2 separate regions of the Homo sapiens genome follow, and region 2 is linked to region 1. Evidence: chromatin contacts called from ENCODE Hi-C or POLR2A ChIA-PET data. All regions are on one chromosome and are shown on one strand. The core of a region is the stretch at or near the end of the contact, and the rest is flanking DNA. Distances in the headings are between cores, read along the strand shown.

Region 1 (2,700 bases), core at 85-2,584:
CACACGGTGGGGTCTGTCTGAGGGTTGGGGATGCAAGGAGGGACAGCATTAGAAAGAATATCTAATGGATGCTGGGCTTAATACCGAGGTGATAGGATGATACGTGCAGCAAACCACCATGGCATACGTTTACCTAGGTAACAAATCTGCACATCCCGCACATGTACCCCTGAACTTAAAATAAAAATCGGAAAGAAAATAAAATCTGTTCCAGTCCCCAGTTTCAGTTCTTTTGGGTATATCTCCAGAAGTGGAATTGCTAGAGCATGTAATAGTTCTGTGTTTGAGTTTTTGGGGAACCACCATAATGTTTTCCACAGTGGCTGCACTATTTCACATTTCCACCAACAGTACACCCGGGTTCGTTTCTCCACATCCCTACCAGCACTTGTTATTTTCTGTTTTTTTAAGGTAACAGGCTTCTAAATAGATGTGAAGTGGCTAGTGTTGTTTTTTATCAAGACAAATCTTAGGAAAAGAATGCAGTATTTGTGTGACTTGTAAAGATAAACTATGCAACTGTAAAGAAATGTTCAGCGTTCAGTAACCTGCTACCTCTGCGCATCACCCAAGATGCAGACTGGCTATCCTGAGCCATCAGGGAGGCAGTCGCAGTGGATTAGGAACACAGATGCTGTGGCCAGACTACCTGGTGTAGGTGGTGGCCCTGTCACTTTCTATGGTGTGATCTTAGGACCTAACCTCAGATTCTTGCATCTGTGAAATGGATGTGATAATAGAGGGTAGTTGTGTTGAGAATATCTGGCGTATAGACATTCTCTCTCCTCCTCCACCTCATGTGTAATTAGGAGTAATTTAGGGAAGTTGGAGCCGCACTGCCTGATGGGAGCCGCTGAAAGAGCTTTCGGCAGGGAAGGGACGAGCCTTGTTCTTGTCAAAATGGGCTCAACAAATCTGAGGCTGAAATTCTTTTGTCAGCAGGCTGGAGGAAGGTAATTAGTGTCAGGTGAGGCTCAGAGTTATTGAATGTGTTCAGAATCAAGGACCTGGTGGCCTCCCAGAATAGTGACGGAACTGGGGAGTGATCAGCTTTCTTCCAGAAATTCCCTGTAATTGAGGGCTTTGTTGCCAAAAAGGCTGATAATAACCTGTGTTCCATATTCCTGTTAATTAGATGCAAAGTGGTTCCAATTCCAAGTTGCACCACTGTGGAATAAAATACAGAATATAGATTGTGCCTGAGGAATATTGAAGTGAAACAGTGTAATTCATAATCCCCAGTGCTCCTAGCACTCCAGTGAGTGAATATAGGTGGAGTCTGAGTTCTCCAAGAGTGATTTTCCCTTCCCATGTGGATGACAGCTCACATTGGCTTTTCTCCAGTGGATCGGTTAGTCATGCAGATCAAGAAGACTGGTGGGGACTTTCCAGACTGATCTTTAGTTGCAGATAGGTGTCACCTTCTTGTCCAGAGGGTTCCCAGACATTCTCAGTTCATGCACCCTGGTTTCTCATTAAGACTTTTAGGGAGCCCATAGGCCAAAAGAAATCCCTGACAGTTCCATTTATTAAGTAGTTTTAATCAGCTGGCTGGAAAGGGATATTGCTAAGTGTGGAGAGAAACAAGGAGAAAGTTCAGAAAAGTTTCAGCTTCTTCAGAAATTACCGCACTTGGTTTAATTTGAAGTCAAGTGAGAGTCTCAAGAGGTGAATACTGTATTCACTCTTATACTGAAGATCGGATATTGGTGTTTTCCTTTATAATCTGAATTTTACCAAAACTGGGTGGAAAACACAAAGTTCCTAGAAAATAGAGATTGCTATGTTTTTGTTGTCTTCTGGACAAGAGTCTAATCTCCAGGGGAGCATGTCAGGGTCAGCTGTGGCTTCCTGGTTCCTGCCACTGTTGATGAGCTCTCAGCACTGATGCAGGGGTCATTCTAACGGAGGTGCAGAGATAGACATCATGAGCCTCTGGCTTAGGTGCCCAAGAACTGTACTCAGGACAAGCCGATTTCAGGAATTCGACTTGAACACAGATGTGATCACAGTGGTATCAAGAGTAGATATTTTAAAGGTGCTATCCCCGTTTCTCTATTAAACCTCAGTTAGGCTTTTAGTTGTCTCAGATAGAGGTGTAAGACTTTAATTTCATTTCATTTTTAATTTTAAAAGGTCAGCGTTTTTGTTGAAACTAGATTGCTGCACTTAAAAGTATGGGGTAAGGGAATTAAGAGATGAAAAGACAGCTCTTGCCAAGGTTATTTGATGAAATAAAAGGAGGCCACCAGAGGAGGTGAGAGGACAGCACTGTTCTGGTCTCTGCTTTCAGTTCTGCGTGTTAAGTGAGATCATGTGGTATTTGTCTCTCTGTGCCTGGCTCATTTCACTCAGCATAATATCCTCCAGCTTTATCAGTGTTGCTGCAAATGACAGGACATCCTTTTCATGACTGAATAGTACTCCGTTGTGTGTGTATACACCACATTTTCTTTATCCATTCATCCATTCAGGGACACTTAGGTCAATTGCGTATCTTGGCTACTGTGAATAGTGCTGCCATGAACAAGGGGGTGTAGACGTCTTTTTGAGGTGTTGATTTCGTTTTTTTGGATATATACCCAGTATTGGGATTGCTGTATCATATGGTAGTTCTATATTTAGTTTTCTGAGGCGCCTCCATGCTGTTTTCCACAGGGGCTGTACTAATTCACAATCCTGCCAGTAGTGTGTGAGGGT
Region 2 (2,700 bases), core at 120-2,619, 38 kb after region 1:
GAATGAACCTGGGTGGTATTTCAGAAGTACATAAACTTTGCTTAAAAAAAAAAAAAGATTCCATTTTAGAATATCCATCAAAGTTCAAATTTGTTTCATAAGGAATTTAACCGTCTTTTGGCGAATAATCAATGTTTGAATGTGAGCTTAAATCTGAGAGTTTTCCTCTATCCTTCTCTTTGTACTTTTGCTGGGAGTAAAATGGACATTTCAATTTTGTATATTATACTGTAACTAAGTTTTGCTATTTTTAGAATATGTGGTACCTTTTAGAGGGAATGTTTTCTCCTTTTATATCTTCATTGGAACTGTATAAATACTGAACGTAGAATTACAGTTGTTTCTTTTTTTTTTTTTTTTTTTTTTTTAGACAACAGGTCTTGCTTTGTTGCCCAGGCTGGATTGCAGTAGTGCAATCATGGCTCACTGCAGCCTCCACCTCCTAGGCTCAAGCAATCCTCCTGCCTCGGCCTCCCAAGTAGCTGGGACGACAGGCACATAAAACCGTGCCCTGCTATTATTTATTTATTTTTAGATGAAGTTTCACTGTGTTGCCCACGCTGGTCTTGAATTCCTGGGCTCAAGCAATCCTCCTGCCTGAGCCTCCCAAAGTGCTGGGATTAGCGGTGTGAACCACTGTGCTCCGGCCAACAGTTGGTTTTGTGTGCTCTACTGTGCTGACTCTGAGGCATGATGTATTAAAAGAATGATCCCGAGTCCTGCCCGCTGCTGTCTACTGACCTGCTTGGAGCTCACCTGCCTGTACCCAGCATCTGTCACTGCCTGGAGTAGTTCCTTACTTTTGGCATTACTGAGAAAAGGCAGGGTGCGTGTCACGTAAGTGTAAAACCAAAACAAACCAGACCCCAAAAAACTAACTAAAAATAGAACAGAACAAAGGGCTGCACGTCCATTTGTGAGCAGGTGGACAGTTCCCTGCCTGTGGTCTTCTTGTACTTCTGTTTTTCTAGCGTGTTGTTCCTGAACCTTTTTATTACAGGGCAATAATGTAATTGGGTTTATTCTCACTATGTACTTAAGTTGTCTGTGCCATTTGATTCGGTAATTTAAACTATCTTTGTTTTTCATGTGTAATAGAGAAAATAATATTAACCTTTTCATGATTTCTCTCATATTTTCCTGTAGTGGTGTTGGGGAGGAAAAAAACGTTTCCTCTACACTCTTTGACTCTGTTCTTAAGTCCTGTGAATTTTAAGGCCTGTGAATTAAATTGACAGAAGACAGATTAGCAAAAGAAAAGACATGTTTATTCACATGCCTGCGTTTGTGCGTGTCTCTGTGTGTGAGAGACAGAGTTCATAGAAAAATGTGACTCAGGCCGGGTGTGGTGGCTCACGCCTGTAATCCCAGCACTTTGGGAAGCTGCAGTGGGTGGATCATGAGGTCAGGAGTTCGAGACCATTCTGGCCAACATGGTGAAACCGTGTCTCTGCTAAAAAATGTATATCTAAATTAGCTGGGCGTGGTGGTAGGTGCCTGTAATCCCAGCTACTCAAGAGGCTGAGACAGGATAATCACTTGAACCTGGGAGGTGGAGGTTGCGGTGAGCCGAGATCACACCACTGCACTCCAGCCTGGTGACAGAGTACGACTCCATCTCAAAAAAAAAAAGTGACTCAAGGAGGTGGTTAGAATTTAAGCAGTATGTGGCATCTTACTAGGCCGGGAGAAGAGAACTTAAGGGAAAACAAGTGACTTTTAGGAAAGATAAATAGGCTTTCAGGAAAATACGTGAGTTTTGTGACAGTGTCTGTTTGGGTGTGGATTCCCCTCTTTACCCTGGTAGCAGGCAACTCCCAGGAGGGGATTTGTGACAGTTCAGTTCTTTTGAGAGGCTCTGCTTTTAGGCAGATAACAGAGGTCACTCTCTAAAGCCTTCAGCTCAAAATCATTTGTATGCTATTCTGGGTGCCGTCAGTGGAGAGAGAATTAAAGGTGGCAGCCCAGCAGGAGGGATCTGTGGACAGCAGCAAAGGGGAAGTTGCTGGAACCTGCACGGGATTGTCTTTTGAGCAGAGGTGACGTGGCATTGCAGGAAAACTTTTGGAAAAGAACTCACGAAGCCCATTGTTTTGTGTCTTTGTTGCCACTGATTAACTGTGTGGCCCTGGGCAAGTCACGTCACTTCTTTAGGTCCCAGTTTTCCTGATTTGAAAAATGAGTGGTTGGAGTAAAGTATCTATAAACCCCACACTGTGCTCTTTGCTCCACATTCACTTTTTTTTTTTTTTTTTTTGAGACAGAGTCTCCTTCTGTCACCCGGGCTGGAGTGCAGTGGTGCAATTTCAGCCCACTGCAACTTCCACCTCCCGTGTTCAAGTGACTCTCCTGCCGCCTCAGCCCCCCAAGTAGCTGGGATTACAGGCACCTGTCACCACACCTGGCTAATTTTTTTGTATTTTAGTAGAGACAGGGTTTCACCATGTTGGCCAGCTGGTCTCAAACTCCTGATCTCAAGTGATCTGCCCATCTTGGCCTCCCAAAGTGCTGGGATTACGGACGTGAGCCACCCGCCCGGGCTCTGCATCCACTTCTTCATGGCACGTGGCCTCAGTGAGCATTCAGACCCTCAGGCTGGAAATGGCGAGCCTGGGGCCCGGGGTCTCTTGTCACTGGCTGGAGGTGTGCCTCCTTTGCCTCTACCAGCCACCATTTTGGTTTCTCAAGGAGGGAGCCGGT

The links. Hi-C counts contacts between places; a loop is a spot of excess contacts on that map. ChIA-PET counts read pairs that join two places held with the same protein, here RNA polymerase II (POLR2A).
Region 2: a map of PC-9 shows a loop between it and region 1 (30-fold over the local background). The contact joins two enhancer-like sites. A Hi-C loop is called at or near these places in 1 of 168 maps with a recorded cell type or tissue (PC-9). POLR2A ChIA-PET finds 5 or more read pairs at or near these places in 3 of 52 experiments (activated CD4-positive, alpha-beta T cell and activated CD8-positive, alpha-beta T cell).

The regions. Positions count from the first base shown.
Region 1 is chr13:24,207,198-24,209,897 of GRCh38, forward strand. All of the region lies in intron 1 of SPATA13 (spermatogenesis associated 13), which reads left to right. Among named protein-coding and RNA genes, the nearest start is that of SPATA13-AS1, 46 kb to the right of the region's middle. Within about 2 kb of position 1,335, at least 3 of the 41 ENCODE cell types and tissues checked have a DNase peak (open chromatin) inside an H3K27ac peak, as active enhancers do.
Region 2 is chr13:24,245,241-24,247,940 of GRCh38, forward strand. The region is part of intron 2 of SPATA13 (spermatogenesis associated 13); the gene reads left to right. Among named protein-coding and RNA genes, the nearest start is that of SPATA13-AS1, 7.8 kb to the right of the region's middle. RefSeq lists an enhancer at 2,657-2,700. Within about 2 kb of position 1,370, at least 2 of the 41 ENCODE cell types and tissues checked have a DNase peak (open chromatin) inside an H3K27ac peak, as active enhancers do.